Regions from separate parts of the Mus musculus genome. Here region 2 is linked to region 1. Evidence: chromatin loops called from intact Hi-C (ENCODE). Cell type or tissue: heart. All regions are shown on one strand.

Region 1 (8,000 bases):
AGGAGCGGATTCAGAGGTCTTAGTGAGTGCTTTTGTCTTACCTGTGGTAGGTACACTGAAATGCTAAGAGGCTATCAAAGCCTCCGCTGCACTCTACTTGGCCCCTGGCTGCCTGGTGGGTTCATGTGCCTATCCCCGAGGCTGGAGAGGTGGACCTGGCCGGCAGATAATTTAATCTGCTCTTGATACCTGTCCGACTTCCGATGGCAGCGTCAGGGATGAAATTCTACGAGCCCACAAAGTCCTGGCCAGGGCTTCATGCCCAGAGGGGAAACAGACCATGGCGCGGTAGCTCCAGAAACAGGCAAGACAGCCTCAAGGTTCCTTCAGGAGCCTGCTGGGCCAGAGAGGTAAAACCCATTCAGCAGTCCTTGGGATTAACAAATCCAGACCACAGCAACACAGCTGACGGAGTCCGTGGAACCCTGAGCCAGGATGGGGCTGACCCAAGTCCAGAGGCCACCAACAGAAAGATCCTACTCTCCCCTCGCCCCTTCACATCAGTCCAGCAGCCACGGCCAGGACTGAGCAGATCCCAGAGCACCTGACCATGTGCCAGGGCCGAGAAGAACCAAGCGGGGGCAGAAAACACAAAGACGAGAAGATGAAAAAGCTGGAGGGAGGCGTTTCCGAGCCCGCCTCTGAAGCAGGCAGAGACAAATGGCCTCTGGTGCCGTGTCGTCCTATTATCTGAGTCCTGTCTGGTGTATTAGTCAGCTCCACCCCCACCATACCACGCACGAAGCAATCAAGAGTAAGGCAGGCCATTCATCTTCTTCCCTCATCCATGGGAAGACAGGAAGAAGGCTGGGCTGAGCCCAACCTGCCTGAGGAGGCTGTCTGTGGAAAGGGTCAACTGTTAACAACATGTCTATCCTGTCACAAAACCCAACACTTGCCTGTATGTACCTCACTGGCGTGGAGTAAGGCCACCAAGACACGGGAAGTCTCCGGAACGCAAGACCCTTGCAGAGTACCCCTCAAACTGCATAAGCGCACAACAGACTGCTAGCCTGAACCTGGAGGCGCACTCCATGCCACACGTGACTCTGCGGCTAAGACCTCACTCCTGAGCCAGAGTGTGGCAGAGTGCAGGACTCTTCTCTGAACCAAGGGCTGAGCCCAGAAAGAAAGGAGTTTGAATGCTTTCTGCCATTCACGCTGGCCTTGCGTGCCCCAGCTGGGGAGAGGACACTCACCAGATAGATTCGGTAGACATCCACCCGGCGCAGGGGGCCCCAGCACAGATCAGTGTCGTTGTATCTGGCGTCTGTATCCACGCCGCAAGAGTCATTTCCAGAGACGCTGCTGAAGAGAGTAATGGCAAACTGGGGCTCAGCATGGGCAGGGAGTGACAGTGGGGCTTCAGCTCGGACTTCCCACAAACTACCACTTAGGACAAGCCCCACTTGGTCATGCAGCACAATGGCTCACAGGTCTGGGGATACAGACCGTGCCTTTGGAAGACAGAGGGCACAGCTTGCCCTGTGGTGAAGAAGGGCCCTGGGTGTGACATTCCTTAGGCTGTGGGTTTGTTTAGGGCTGTGCTTCTATGGAAGCCCCTCCTGCCCTGCCCGTGGGTCTGCAGCCAACCTGAGGGCGGAAGATGAGGGGTACTCACCAGGTCACCTGCATGAGGGACACGGGCACCGCGGCCGCGTAGATGGCGAGGTCTCCATACAGGTAAGTAATGATGCAGAAATAGAACAAGTTGACCCCCACTGAAAGCAACAAAGTCACAGGTCAGGGAGCCAGAGGCAGACACGTCTGCGTCCTTTTTGGACGCCTGAGTCTTTCTTTACTGCTTCCGCTGTTCTCAGTTCTTCAGGCCATTTTGCCTTCTACAAAAAGTGGGAAAAAAAATGACCCCAAATTCCTGTTTCTTATTCTGGCTGGCTAAACTGTGAGGCTGGCAGGAGATGCATCAGCTTGGGACTGGTGCCTGAGAGATTCGTCGAACCTGAAGATCAGAGAGAGGGATCAAATCTACACTGGCAGGCCCGGAGAGATGGCTCAGTGGGTGAAGGCATTTGTCGCCATGCCTGATGATCTAAGTTCAGTCCCTGTAGTCTATGTGATAGAAGGAGAGAAGCAATCTTGGCAGGTTGCCATGGGCCTCACCCCTGGCCTCAGCACACATGCCCCCAACCCCAAACAAAAGAAATAGTATAATAAATAAATAAATAAATAAATAAATAAATAAATGGATGGATTTGGGTACAAAGATCCAGGCACGAGCCCCAGAGAAGCTTAGACACGAGTAGCTGGGGCTAACCCCTAAGGCTAACACACGGTCCCAGACAACCAGCTCCAGACTCGCATTCGGACTCAGTGCTCAGGATGCCATGCTGCTGGTTTCTCTGAGAACAGGCAGATAAACGAAGTGACAGTTCCCTTCTAATCCTGGTGGCTCAGAACAGCCCACAGGTCCCCAGGGGAAAGCTCGGTACTTGTTAGTCCTAGGCTATGTGAGGTCAGCTATGTTCCTCGGAATCCTGAGAAAAAACGGCCAGGAAAACAGAATTAAAAAAACCAAACAAACAAACAAAAAAAAAAACGAACCCACGAAGGCACGGCGTGAGCTTTTTAAACATGACAGGTGTCATATCCTTCCCTGACACGTCAGAATTGACCTTGATGTGGCTTGAAGCTCCTGGGGCTGTCTGTCACTCATGACCCCAGGCTCTAGGTACAGCCCACTCCAGCCCGCCTTTCCTCTCAGATGGCCGATGCCCTCAGTGGGAAGGCATTACTGCCTCCAGCCGCTTCCTCCCACCCTCCAACAGCTACAGCCGTGGCTGTTTATGAACTGTCAGCCCTCCTTGATCAATAAAATTTCATTACTAGACACAAAGTAGGAGGATCAATGAACTTCCCGAGAGGACATTAATGTCTGAGCCTGGCATTTCTAATGACAAGGAATGAGTGTGGAGCCCTGGGGAGCCTTTTGTGGAGGGTGCAGCTCCGCCACAGGTGATGGAACAACCTGGTGGTCTGAGTTATTGAACAGAGAGGAGCAGGGGCGGGCTCTGGAACTAGAGGCCAGAAACGCTGTCTCACTGTCCTATATGCTCAGGACAGGATGCCCTGACAGAGGGTTACCAGCTCAATGTCCCCAGTACCAAGCCTGAGAAGCCCTGCAAGGAGGTGCCAGGGGGGCTCTTCAATGGCTGAGGTGGCTCCCACACAAATGGCTAATTTTTATGGAATGTGGGCAGACAAGACAATACAAACTGCTAGTGCATAAAAGTCTTAAGAAGTCAGGGCTGGGGCATGGGATTACATGCTCCTGTAATCCTAGCACTGAGGGCGAGAATGGCAGTCAGCCTCACTGCATCTGTGAGCCCCAGGTTCAGTGCAGGACCTTCTCTGAAAATATATGGAGGAAAGAGGAAGAAGATGTCTGATGTCAGCCTCTGGCTTCTACACGCATGTACGTCTGTCACGCACATACACAGACATGTAAACAAATAAGAAGGGAAATCAGGACGGGCTACAGAACATATCATCAAGTGAGACGGTTTAGAACCTGTGTGTGTTCTCCCACTGAAGCGCAGTCGGTTTTTTCCAATGTTGAATTTGGATAACGCCTAGCAGCTCCCAGAAGAGGACGCGTATGTGCTCTCCCTTGGTGGGGGCCAGTGACAGAAGGGGACACAGGAAAGGCATAAATGTGGCCTCAACAAAGCCATGCTGACTTTGATGGATCACGCAAACCTCTACTGGGCTGGCCCAGAGAGGAGAATGGAGCCCGCTCCAGCCAGCCTGTGCCCGCAGTCACCCTTCCTGGACCAATCACCAATCTGCACCTTGGATGGCACACTGAGCGCTTGGTGTTTAGTTCCAAGTCAAGTGGGTTCCCATTTCTGCAATCCTCCCCCCAGCACTCCACAGCCACACGCAAGACCAGAACTGACAGAGATGCCCCACTTGGCAAATGGGGAGGCTTTGGCAGAGGGGCCTAAGGTCTTCTACGTCAGCTTAGAAAGAAGGGCGTACGGAGGCTGTGCTCCACACCTGCGGAGGTAGGGACAGCAAAGGTCTATGCACTACTAAGTATTAAGCTCTATAAACAGCTCGGTTTCCAAAAAACAAGATTTGCCACAGAGACAGAAATGGCTATCTCTGGCAGATAGTGGCGTCAGGTGGACACCTGCAGGTTGTAGCAAATGCCAGCCAGGAGCAAGCAGAGCCCGGAAGGCACAGTTGCCTGAGCTCTCCAGTGCTCCATTACCGCTGGGCGACATCGATGTGGGCTTCTGGCTCCCTCTGCTGGCGACAGGGGGCGGGTGCTCGAGGCAGAGTCTATAGCTGTGGGCCACTGGCTCCTTTAGTTGGAAGGTAAACTAGGACTCCTGACCCGTCTGTACTAGTCAGATGGATAAGCCTTGTTCTTCAGGCTAGTGCGCAGTGAGGAACCCCAGGAAGATAACAGAAAGCTGGCCAGGCCTCCCGGCAAGATGGCTGCTCTGCTCCCACCCACCTGCCCTGCCCTTCAACACGGAGCCCCAGCAGTTTCAGCAAGGGTCGCATGTGCCCGTTCCACACACCATCCCAGAGTGACTGTTACCTTTATTGAAGAACATGGAAGCCATCTGTCCCATTTCCACCCGGTCTGTGATTTCAAAAAGGTTGGCAGATGAGCGTCTCTCTGTGGGGCCGGAACAAACATGGTTGTTCACCAGAAGAGCCCTGAGGGGGCTGCTTGAACTCTGGGAATTCTCTAGAGCAACTGTATCAGCAAGCTGCTGCTTCTCCCCTCAAGCCCGATTGAGTCCTCGCGCTTGCCAGTCAGCTAGGCCATCTTTACTGAGATGCACGTCCCAGCAGGACTAATCTTCCTTCTAGTATGTCTTGCTTCAAGCATTTGAAGTCTTTTTGATTTCTTTAGTTCTTTTGTGTGTATGGTACTGGGGATAAAGTCTGAGCTCAGGGCACACTGGGGAAGTGTATCACCAGCAAGCTTCACCTCACCAGCCCCAAGTCTAAAGAGAATCCAGGCACGCTTCTCATGGGGACAGACAGTGCCCCTAACTCTGGCCAGCACAGGACGAGACAGTGAGGTAAGGGTGTGTGTGTTTCGGGTGGGGGTGGGAGTGTGAGAGATGAAGCCAGAGACTCGGGCAGATGGATGTAGGCAAACCCTGATTATTTCAGTAACTGTACAAGGGCGGGAACTGAGGCCCAGAGCTTAGGTAATGTGCCAATCTATACACAGGGGACAGGCAAAGCCAGCAGAGGATGCTCTGCTCAGGATCCCTACTCCACAGGCCTTCTAAACTGACACTTCAGAGGCCGTCTGCAGGGAAACTCCCCGGGAACCGCTCTACAAAGACAGGGAGCCCCACTGACCAGCAGCCCAAGACTTACGCACAGACAGGATGGGGCGTTTCTCTGCCCTCTCGTAGTTGTCTTGGCTGAGGAGGTCACTGTCTGAGGCTGTGGACGAGTCTTCGTCATCCTCTTCCTGGGAGACAGTAGGATGGATGAGGAGACAAAGGGAGGAGAGAGCTGAGCCCGCAATGGTAAAAAACCCCAGCTGACCCTGGCCCTTGCCTGCTCATTCCTTCCAGAAGGTGTCCCTTGGAGGCTCTGAGTGTCCTGTCACATCAGAAGATGAAGACAGGAGCATTCCTGGGACAATAGTTCAGGACAAACGAGTGAGCTCCAGGTGGCTGTGTCAGGGACAGCAGCCACTATGTGTGTTCCCTTGAAATGTATGTGACTACTTTGCTGCAGCTAAAACTTGGGGCAGGGCTGCCAGGGAGGCCTGCAGAGACTGACAGGGTGAACAACTGAACAGAGGCACCGACTTGAGGACAGGGTGGGGGTGAGGGTGGGGCTAGGGGGGTTGAGGGAGTGCGGGGGGCAATGCACACACCTTGTGGGTCTCCATCCTCTTCCAGCGGAGCTGGGCATTGGCTGCAGCCATGGCTTCCATCGCAAAGGTGGTTGTCACAAAGCTTGGGGGGGAAGCCACATGTTAATGGCATGAGAGTCAGCAGGAAGTACAATCTGACCCAACCCACAAATTCTCAACCACAGCACTCTCTTCTGAGAGGTGTTCTCCACAGAAATTCTGAGATGGTCCTCCCTGGCTAAAATCCACGGTTCAGGGCCTGTGAGGTGGATCAGTGGGTCAAGGTGTTTGCTGCCATGCCTGATGACCTGAGCCGATCACTGAGACCCACATGAAGGACAGAGAGAACCACTCCTACACACACACACACACACACACACACACACACTAAATGTAAAAGGAGAAATTAAAGCATCACTGTGTACACCAAATGATTGCCTTGCCTCAAAGTCACTACCGACATAAGCGTCTATATCCCCTGCACAGGAGAGGGTTATGAAGTCAGCGGAAGGGAGGGTATGCTGGCTGGTTTTATGTCAACTTGACATAGTTTAGAGTTAACTGAAAAGAGGGGACTTCAACTGAAAAAGCCCTCCGTACGATCCAACTGTAAGGCATTGTCTCAATTAGTGATGAATGTGAGAGGGCCCTGCCCATTGTGGGCGGTGCCACCGGTGGTCCTGGGTTCTATAAGAAAGCAGCTGAGCAAGCCATGGATGGGGAGCAAGCCAGTAAGCCGAACCCCTCCATGGCCTCTGCGTCAGCCCCTGGCTCCAGGTTTCTGCCCTGTGTGAGTTCCTGTCCTGACTTCCTTCAGAGGTGAACAGCAACGTGGAGGTGTAAGCCGAATAAGCCCTTTATCACAGCAGTGGTAACCCTGACGAGGACAGAGGGTGACTGCCCAGGCTGGGGTGGAAGTAGGTGGCACTTAGCTAGGTGAGGCAGTCCTGTTACCCAGAAAGGGCCTGCTGGGGCAGACACAAACCTGAGGTGGCGGGCTGATTCAAAGGGGCCTCTTACAGCTTCTAGAAGGGACAGCAGGCATCTTTCTCTTGCTGCCAGAACACAGAGCAGTGGCCAACTTTCAATTTTACACTAACGTGAGGACCGTGGGGACGGAGGCTGAAAGCGCACCTCGACTCTGAGATCCAACCCCTGTTCCTTTGGCAGCACCTTCACTTCCTAAATAATTTGGCTCAATTTTAAAATAGTGTGTACTGTCTCTCTAAAGGGAGACTGGGAAAAGGTACTAGATGCTTCCCCACAGTCCCAGGGCAGCTGGAACACCCTATGCTTCCCTTCACAGTAGACACAGGGTGCTGCCTTTGGCTGCTGCAACCCTGGGGGTGAATCTGCTCAGGTTTACATTTTTCTAAAGACTTTCTGAGGACTACACAGCTCTGTCCTCACACCCTCCAGTACTTACAGCAGCCAGCAGTAAATGCTAAGCCCTACAATCAGGTGGGAAGGGACCTGTGAAGCTGCTCACAGCTAAACCCACATCCCTCCATCAGAGGGTCAAGGACCAGAGGCGGGGCATGAAGCCTGGGGAAGCCCAGGAAGGCTTCTCATTATCTCGCCTAACTGGTCCTTCTAAGGGCTCTGCATTTCTACGCCTTACTGGAAGCGAAACTGAAATCAATCTTAATTAAGGCGTATGAAGGCTTCTTACGGTTGTGCAGAGCCAACTCATTGATCACACTCAAACATAAAAGGGTTTAGCAGAGCGGGGGCGCGGCAGCCCCTACCTGGGGGGCCTCCAATAACCATTCTCCAATCATATGGCTGCTGCCGGTACTGAGCCTTTAAAGGGGACACAGCGACTTGGACAAGAATTCTTGAGCTGCCAGAGCATGAAGTACGTAATGAGCCAACAGTACTCAGAGGTTCACCCCCAAGGTTCCCCAAAATAAGTGACTAAGAAACCGCAATCTTTGGGTGTGATCCCCTCCCATGAGCCTCTTCTGGGTCTGTTCCCTTCAGCTTTTATCTCTGCTTCGTTCTCTCTAGGGTGCTCTTCTCCTCAAGCCCCTGATGTGGTACAGCTCCATCTCGTACCCCCGAACCCCATGCTTCAGCCCCTACACCCCAGCTCCCCACGCCCCCACACTCACAGGCTCTCACACCCCAGCTCCCCACG
Region 2 (8,000 bases), 150 kb before region 1:
ATAGCTATGCCAGGCACACAGCAACACTTTGTCACTTGCTCACTCACCTAACCTCTTGGATCTCAGTCTCCTCATATGTAAGATGAGGAGCTTGAACCTTGACATCTATGGACCGGATTCAAGTCATACTGTAGCCTGGGAGCCAGGGGATGGAGCTGGTTTCTGCTCCCCAAGGGGAGGCTGTCTTTTCCTTGCTCCTCTAACCTCTTGCCTGTAACCCCAGTGGAGGGTGTGTGACCCCAAGAACTGAGAAGGGCGTGAGCACGTTCTCTACAGGGAGTCCATCCCTGTGTAATGGACTCCTCTGCTCTTGGCCCAGCTTGTCCCTGATCAGAGTCAGCCACATGCATGGATAGGGAGGGCATTTTCTATTCAGGAAGGGACAAGCTCGTCCTTCTGCCTTCTGCCTGATAGCACAGCTCCCTGGCTGTGGCTGTGGCTGTGGCTGTGGCTGTGGCTGTGGCTGTGGCTGTGGCTGTGGCTGTGGCTGGAGAGGCAGGCGTGCCCAAGGGAGCATCCCTGCAGCCTTGCTCTGTGCTCTCTCGCAGACACGCGCTGCCCCTCTTCACTTCACTCCTCAACACCGTGTGTGCCTATGACCCTGTGGGCTACGGGATCCCCTACAACCACCTGCTCTTCTCGGACTACCGGGAGCCCCTGGTGGAGGAGGCTGCTCAGGTGCTTATTGTCACCTTGGACCATGACAGTGCTACCAGCACCAGCCCCACCGTGGACGGCACCACCACGGGCACAGCTATGGATGATGCTGATGTAAGGACCGGATGGGGAGATGGCTGGGGGGCAGATGGTATCTCCATTAGCACAAGCCATGGGCAAAAGGCACACACCATGGGAGGCAGCTCGTGGTATGCCTGGAGCGGGGGAGGGTCCAACTTTGGAAAGCTCACTGCTGCTATCCAGGCAGACCTGAGTGAGGGATCTGCTCACCATAGCTCCTCTCCTTGGCAGCCTCCAGGGCCCGAGAACCTGTTTGTGAACTACCTGTCCCGAATTCATCGTGAGGAGGTGAGTTAGGCACAGCGGGGGTGGGGGAGATTCTAACTGCCCACCATCTGCAATGGCTGTGCCTTTGTGGGGCTAGAGGAGTCTTGCTCTCCTGCATGAAGGAGCATAGCCATCCTAAGTAAAACAATGATGGCAGTGCTTGGGGGATTTCGATGCATTGAAAGGATTGGTGGGAGCTGGGGCTGTGTGGTTCAGTTGGCAGAGCACTTGCCTAATGCACACAAAGCCTTCGTCGATCTCCAGCATCACACAATCAAGATTCGGTGGTGCATGACTGAAAAGCCAGCCTCTGAGAAGTAGAGGCAGGAGGTTTAGAAGCTTAGGGTTGTTCTTGGCTAGCCTGAACTACAGGCGACTCTGTCGTTAAAAGTAAATAAATAAAAGAAGGAAAGAAAAGAAATGATTTACAGTCAGTCTTAGCTGAGCCAGGGTAACAAGAGGGCTTCCCAAAGGAGGAGGTTTGCTGAGAGGCTGGGGTTCAGGGGTGGGAGGAACTGCGGCCTTAAAGTCCAGGCAGACTCAAGTTGGGGGGGGGGTGTTACAAGGGACTGTGGCTGAGCATGTCCCCGTCCCACAAAGATCAAAGCTGAGCACAGCCCAGCTTGTGGGGTGTGCTCAGAAGCTGACAGAACTGGGGAGGACTCCTGTGTGATGGGGGATGGGAGGAGCAGGACAGCGGCTACCAACAAGGAAATTAGGTGGTCAGGGGTCCATCTGGGGGGTTGCCAGGAGCTGCAGCCTTGCGTAGGGGATCTTCTGACCTGCTGGAGAGGGGGCCAGAGGCTGAACTTCCCAGGGTACTAGCAGTAAGAGCCAAACCCAGGTCCTCTGGGCTCTGGAGATTGACAAGGTTATGGGAGAATGAGGAGACATCTGTAGGGTATAGCTGGAGGGAGCTGGACTGGAAGGGCCTCTGCTTTGCCCTCTCAGGACTTCCAGTTCATCCTCAAGGGGATCGCTCGGCTGCTGTCCAATCCCCTGCTCCAGACCTACCTTCCCAACTCCACCAAGAAGATCCAGTTTCACCAGGAGTTGCTTGTTCTCTTCTGGAAACTCTGTGACTTCAACAAGGTGAGCGGACTCCAGGGCCCAGCCTGTCGGTGACAGTCGTGAGGAGACATTGCTGATGGATTAGTGGGGTCCAGAGACCAAGGACTCGGGTAGCATCTGGGCCTCCACAGCCTAGGTGGGAGAAGGTGAGGCAGAGCTAGTCCTCTCACTGATGCAGCCCGCTCTCTCTCATTCCCAGAAATTCCTCTTCTTTGTACTGAAGAGCAGTGACGTGCTGGATATCCTGGTTCCTATCCTCTATTTTCTCAACGACGCCCGGGCAGATCAATGTACGACAGTAGTGGGCCTGGGATGCTGCGGTAGCTATGGGGTCTTGATTTCCGGTGGAGTCTAGCCAGTCTGTCCTACCTCCCAGAAGCTCAAGCCTGGTGCCCTACCCTCCCACACGGCATTTCCTTGAACCTGTAACCTCCCACAGGGGCTTCCCTTGAACCCTAACCTCCAACGGGGTTTCCTTGAACCCCTAAAGATGGGTCCTTGCTTCTCCCTCCCTCCCCCTCCCCCTCCCCCTCCCCCTCCATGCTCTGTGTAACGCCTCCTGTGTTGTATACCCCAGCTCGGGTGGGCTTGATGCACATCGGGGTCTTCATCCTGCTGCTCCTGAGTGGGGAGAGGAACTTTGGGGTACGGCTGAACAAGCCCTACTCAGTGCGCGTGCCCATGGACATCCCGGTCTTCACAGGCACACATGCAGATTTGCTCATTGTGGTAAGGGGGTGTGCATGGTCAGCCCTGAGGGTTGGGGTGACATTCTCTTCTTGGCTGGATTTGGAGGTAGTGGGTAACTCATGCCCTCCCCCTCCCTCCCTGTACAGGTATTCCACAAAATCATCACCAGCGGTCATCAGCGGTTGCAACCCCTCTTCGACTGCCTGCTCACCATTGTGGTCAACGGTAGGGGCCCAGAGCCTAACTTCCCCATGATCACCAGCAGGTGGCGCTAGGCCACAGGTTCACTAGCCGCCAGTTCCCGGGCTTCATGAACAGAAACAGCAAGCTACATGTTACAGCTAAGCTTTCTAGTACTCTAGAAGGGGCAACAGTAACAGAGAGCCCATGAAATGGCTCAGCAGGTAAAAGCTCTTGCCATGCAAGACTGGCGTAAAAATGGAAGGAGAAAGTTGGCGGCCCAAAATTGTCCTATGACCTTCACGTATACATGTATTACATACAATAATCAATAAGCTAGACATGAATAGAATATAAAAATCATTGAGGTAGCCTATGCTCTGTTTCACACTCAGTCTTCAAAATCGTGTGTGTGTGTGTGTGTGTGTGTGTGTGTGTGTGTGTATGTGTATGTGAGTGTGTGTTCTGTCCCTGCAGGACATCCCAGTTGAGACTGGCTGTATTGCAGACATTTAATGGCCACATGTGGCTGCTGGCTATTTATTGTGTGTTAAAGATTTGGGCTATCAGTTACAGTGTGGGGATTTCGAGAGCATCTTAAAGGGCTACAGGCTGCTTGCTCTCTGGGAAAGGAGCCAGGAGGGTTCAGGAGGGTCCAGCTTGGCTGGGGTTAGGGGGTAGCAGTAGGGTGGAGCAGAATGACTTTTGTGGATGTCTTTAGGCCAGCTGGTTCCTTGACTGGTCTAGTTAACATTCCTGTTGATGTAACAAATACGCTTAAGTTTATTTGGCTTATAATTCCCATCATTGAGCAGGGAGGGGAAGTCAAGGCAGGAAGCAGCTAGTCACATGACATCCATAGCCAGAAACAGCAAAACTAACAGATCATTGCTTGCCAGCTGGCTGCATATGCATGCTCAGATAACTTTCTCTGCTCCTAACTGTTCAGGGCCCAGCCTAAGGAATGGTGCCGCCCACATTCATAGTGGATCTCTCGACCTGAGTTAACAATTTAGATAATTCCTCACTGAACTCTCTTCCCAAGTGGTTGCGAGTCGTGTCAGGTTGACAGCATAAACTAACAATATACCGTCCACGGTGTGATTTGAACTTCTGAGTGTCTGGGGTGGCTCATGGTTCTAAGGGCTCTCGCTGAGTTGTGGGCTCTGTGTGTTGATTCTAACAAGTCCTAGTTGAATCCCTGACAAGCAAGGCCAGCTTTGAGAATGCCTCTGTAAACAAGACAGTCCCTGTTCCCATTCCCTGGGACCTTCATCTGAGCCAGGGGAAGAGGCAGACAGCAGGGACGCACACAGGTCAAGACGTAGTTTCCTCTCCAACTTCCACTCACAAAGCTGTGCTGAGGAATACATATCGAGTGACAGCATCTTGCCACTCTTAAAGGATGTCACATCCCGAGTTAGCACCCCTGTCCTGTCATTTTATTGCTGGGAAACGGGCTCAGTTTATGACCCTCTCTGAACCCCAGTTTCTTTATCTACACTCCTGTCTCTGTCCTTCCTCCCTCTGGGTTGGGGAGATGCTTGGGAGAGATGAGCTGAGTGTGCCTCAAAGTCTCAGGGGGTCTCTGCAGGGGACAGGGGATGGAGGACGGGGATCAGTTGAGATGAGCTGCCCCGTCCTGGCCTGGCCTCTGCAGGGATGGCCCAGAACAAGCTGACTCCTCCCTTACAGTGTCTCCCTACCTCAAGAGCCTGTCCATGGTGACTGCCAACAAGCTCCTGCATCTGCTCGAGGCCTTCTCGACCACCTGGTTCCTCTTCTCGGCATCTCAGAACCACCATCTGGTCTTCTTCCTTCTGGAGGTCTTCAACAACATTATCCAGTACCAGTTTGATGGTGAGGCGCTGACCTGAGCCCCTGTGTAAGAAAGCCTCAGCCCACGAGTCCTGCCTGTGCACTGATTGAGGCAGTGGGGAATCAAGGTGTGCCTTGTCCCTCTTGGAGCTCACAGCTGGGTATGGAGTCACAGGCAGGGGGCGGGGCTTTAGGCGGACAACCTGACCCACTGAACAAGAGAGTTCATTTAGAATTGGCCGGCTGGAAATCTCAGAGTGGGAAGAGCTCTGCTGGCTGTCACGCAGGTGCCTGACCAGCATCACAGGTACAAATATAAGTCTCAGCAAGCATGCGCTCTGTGGCCAAGCGCACGTCGGCCCCGAAGCCTTGGTCCCCTCATCCCTACGATGCTCATAATGCGGCTGCTGTAAGTCCCTCTTGCAGGGCACACATCTTTAATCGCAGAGGCAGGTGGATCTCTGAGTTGGAGGCCAGCCTGGTCTACAGTGTAAGTGCCAGGATAGCCAGGGCTACATAGACAAACCATGTCTCTAAAAACAAAAAACAACCCCCAACTTCCCCCTCCCCAGAATATATTGGAAGGCTTAATAACTCACACACGCAAAAACAAAACAAAAACAAAAACAAAAACAAAAACACCCAGCACAGCAAATATTAGCAATTATTGTTACTATTTCCAAAGTAAGTAAAATTTAGATGTATATTTGAGTGATGAGTGAGCATTCAGTAGGCAGAAAAGCATTGCTTGGGAAGGGACATGTGCAAAGGCCCTGGGGTAGATGTTAAGCTAAAGGCTCTAGACACGGGGCTAGAAAGGTAGATGGGGGCACTGAGTGCTCTGGAGAGCTTTGCGTCTTCCCCCGACAGCTGTGGGAACTTGGAGGTAGATGGTGGAGGACAGACACACACAACAGTGTCCTTCTGGACTTCCCTGTGGCTCACTGAGAGGTTACATATTTAATGTTGGGTTGGTGTGGGGCTCAGGCTATCCCACCATGCCTGATGATCCCTGAGTAGTGATCAGCTGCAAGGGGATTTCAAGACAGTGTAAGCAGGACACCGAGGAGCTCAGGGCTAAGCTGTTTCCCTGCAGCCTAACATCAGGGATCCCCACAACCTAACGTCTCGGTATCTTCATCACCTAATATGTAGGCGTCCCCACAGCCTAGCTTCTCGGCATCCCTCACAGCCTAACATCAGGGATGCCCACAACCTAACCTCCCAGTATCTCCTACAGCCTAACATCAGGCATCTCTACAACCTAACTTGTATTTCCTACAGCCTAACCCTCCACCATTGCCACTGATACCCATACAGTTGGGTCTGTCCCACTCTGACTCTAGCTACCCTGTCCAGTCCTTATCCCTGGGGCAGATGTCTTACTGTCATCTCATTAACTGCCCTCTGGTCCTGGAAGCCAGCCCAGATGTGGAGTGGGAAGCAAAGCTCTCTGAGGACAGACTCGTTCCTCCCACAGGCAATTCCAACCTGGTCTATGCCATCATCCGTAAACGTGCGGTCTTCCACCAGCTGGCCAACCTGCCCACTGACCCACCCTCCATCCACAAGGCACTTCAGCGGCGGCGGAGGACACCAGAGCCCCTGTCCCGTACTGGTTCCCAGGAGGGAACGTCCATGGAGGGATCCCGCCCTGCTGCCCCTGCAGAACCAGGCACCCTTAAGACTAGCCTGGTGGCCACTCCAGGTCTGGATGCTGTCAGGCTAGGAGAGTGTGGGGCTTGGCTGGGGGTGTATTGTGAGGGGGTGAGTGTGATCTCTGGGGTGTCTTTCCCATTTAGGAAGGCAAGGAAAAGCAATTCAGCAGCATGTAGGGGTGGAAGTACTGTGTGGGCCTAGGTCGCTTGATGGGGGTTAGAGGAGGTACATGGGCAGGGCTCAGAACTGAGATTAGCTATAGGAGGGAAGGGCAAACACAATATCTCAGCTGTGAATGGGGAGCACACAGCCTCTAGTACCAGAAGGGTACTATGGCATGTCCCTCTCTTCCTCCTGTGTCCCACCCAGGCATCGACAAGCTGACAGAGAAATCCCAGGTATCAGAGGACGGCACCTTGAGGTCTCTAGAGCCCGAATCCCAGCAAAGCTCAGCAGAAAACAGCCCATCTGATGGGGTAGGTACTGGGGATGCCTGGGAGATGGCACTGAGTGTCACTTAGTTTCCTTTCTCTCCAAACCCTCAAGTGTGGGAGTGGGTAAGGCCGGGGTACTCTGAGGTGGCCATGTTAGAACAAGGGACTCGTGGCTGGCATCACTGAACCAGAGGGAGAGGGGGCCGTTCACAGACCTCTCCCTTTTGTTTATCGGTTGCAGCAAAGCCCTGTGACCTTCGGGTTCCTCATCCATCAGCCTTATCTGAGTCTGGCCTTTACCCTGCCTTCTCTGTCAGCCCCTGGCCCTAAACCTGTCACTGGGCTGGGCTGGGCTGGGCTAGGCTGGCCCTTGGGCCCAGGGCAAAGGGTATAGGTCTGGACCAACCCTCTGGTGTAGCACCCCCCCCCCCCCAGTGCTGTAGTGGGGCCAGAGGAGACATGTTGCTCTATGGTTGCACCTTGTATTCATTTGTATCCATTCCTTCCCTGGTCACTATTTCTGGGAACCAGGAGTCCAGCCAAACATGGAGAGAGCAACGGAGATTGTCCAATGCATCAGCCAGTGGCCAGTGGAGCCCAACATCAGATTGGGTGAGGGACATAGCTGGAGGAGGTTCTGGGAGCTGGGGTTTGGGCAGACGGCACTGAACAGGGGCAGTCAGAGCTCCAGCTTCGGAAAAGACTAGAGTAAGAAAACCAAAGACAGGGACTGGAGAGATGGCTCAGCAGTTAAGAGCACTGGCTGCTCTTCCAAAGGTTCTGAATTCAATTCCCAGCAACCACATGGTGGCTCACAACCATCTGCAATGGGATCCAATGCCCTCTTTGGTGTGTCTGAAGGCAGCTACAGTGTACTCACATACATAAGATAAATAAATCTTAAAAAAAGAAAGAAAACCAAAGACTTTAGAGGCCAAGCTGAAGGACAGTCCCTCCAGTTGCATGATCTTGCCTCCTGTCTGCCCTTTCAGGAGTTGCCCATATAACTGATTCCTTTGTCAATCACCTTTGCTGAGTTCCTCCCCAAATCCCTTCCACTTCCTGTGTGTTTCCTGTGAGCCCCACTGATTGCTCTGGAAGGGTGTAATAAACATGCTTATGACCCTGCCATCCAGCCATCGT

Evidence for each region. A loop is a pair of places that touch in the nucleus more often than their neighbours do. Peaks named below come from ENCODE experiments on the same cell type or tissue, not always from the same donor. Only the 100,000 strongest peaks of a DNase experiment are listed, where the experiment ranks them.
Region 2: a loop joins it to region 1, with 9 times the contacts of the local background. A loop is called at or near these places in 19 of 42 quality-filtered maps.

What each region holds. Positions count from the first base shown.
Region 1 is chr11:115,198,783-115,206,782 of GRCm38, reverse strand. It overlaps Tmem104 (transmembrane protein 104), which reads right to left. Exons shown (of 10, transcript NM_001033393.2): 4 at 5,882-5,963; 5 at 5,371-5,467; 6 at 4,571-4,651; 7 at 1,622-1,721; 8 at 1,200-1,308. Among named protein-coding and RNA genes, the nearest start is that of Tmem104, 15 kb to the right of the region's middle. In heart, no CTCF peak of the experiment used is centred here; DNase peaks (open chromatin) are centred at 4,342 and 7,698; H3K27ac peaks cover 628 bases; H3K27me3 peaks cover 1,254 bases.
Region 2 is chr11:115,349,391-115,357,390 of GRCm38, reverse strand. It overlaps Hid1 (HID1 domain containing), which reads left to right. Exons shown (of 19, transcript NM_001346774.1): 7 at 549-771; 8 at 970-1,026; 9 at 1,957-2,097; 10 at 2,276-2,366; 11 at 2,654-2,805; 12 at 2,913-2,991; 13 at 4,642-4,806; 14 at 6,245-6,472; 15 at 6,793-6,899; 16 at 7,389-7,469. Among named protein-coding and RNA genes, the nearest start is that of Hid1, 14 kb to the left of the region's middle. In heart, CTCF peaks have their summits at 2,820 and 3,025 (motif pointing right); a DNase peak (open chromatin) is centred at 2,890; H3K27me3 peaks cover 6,171 bases.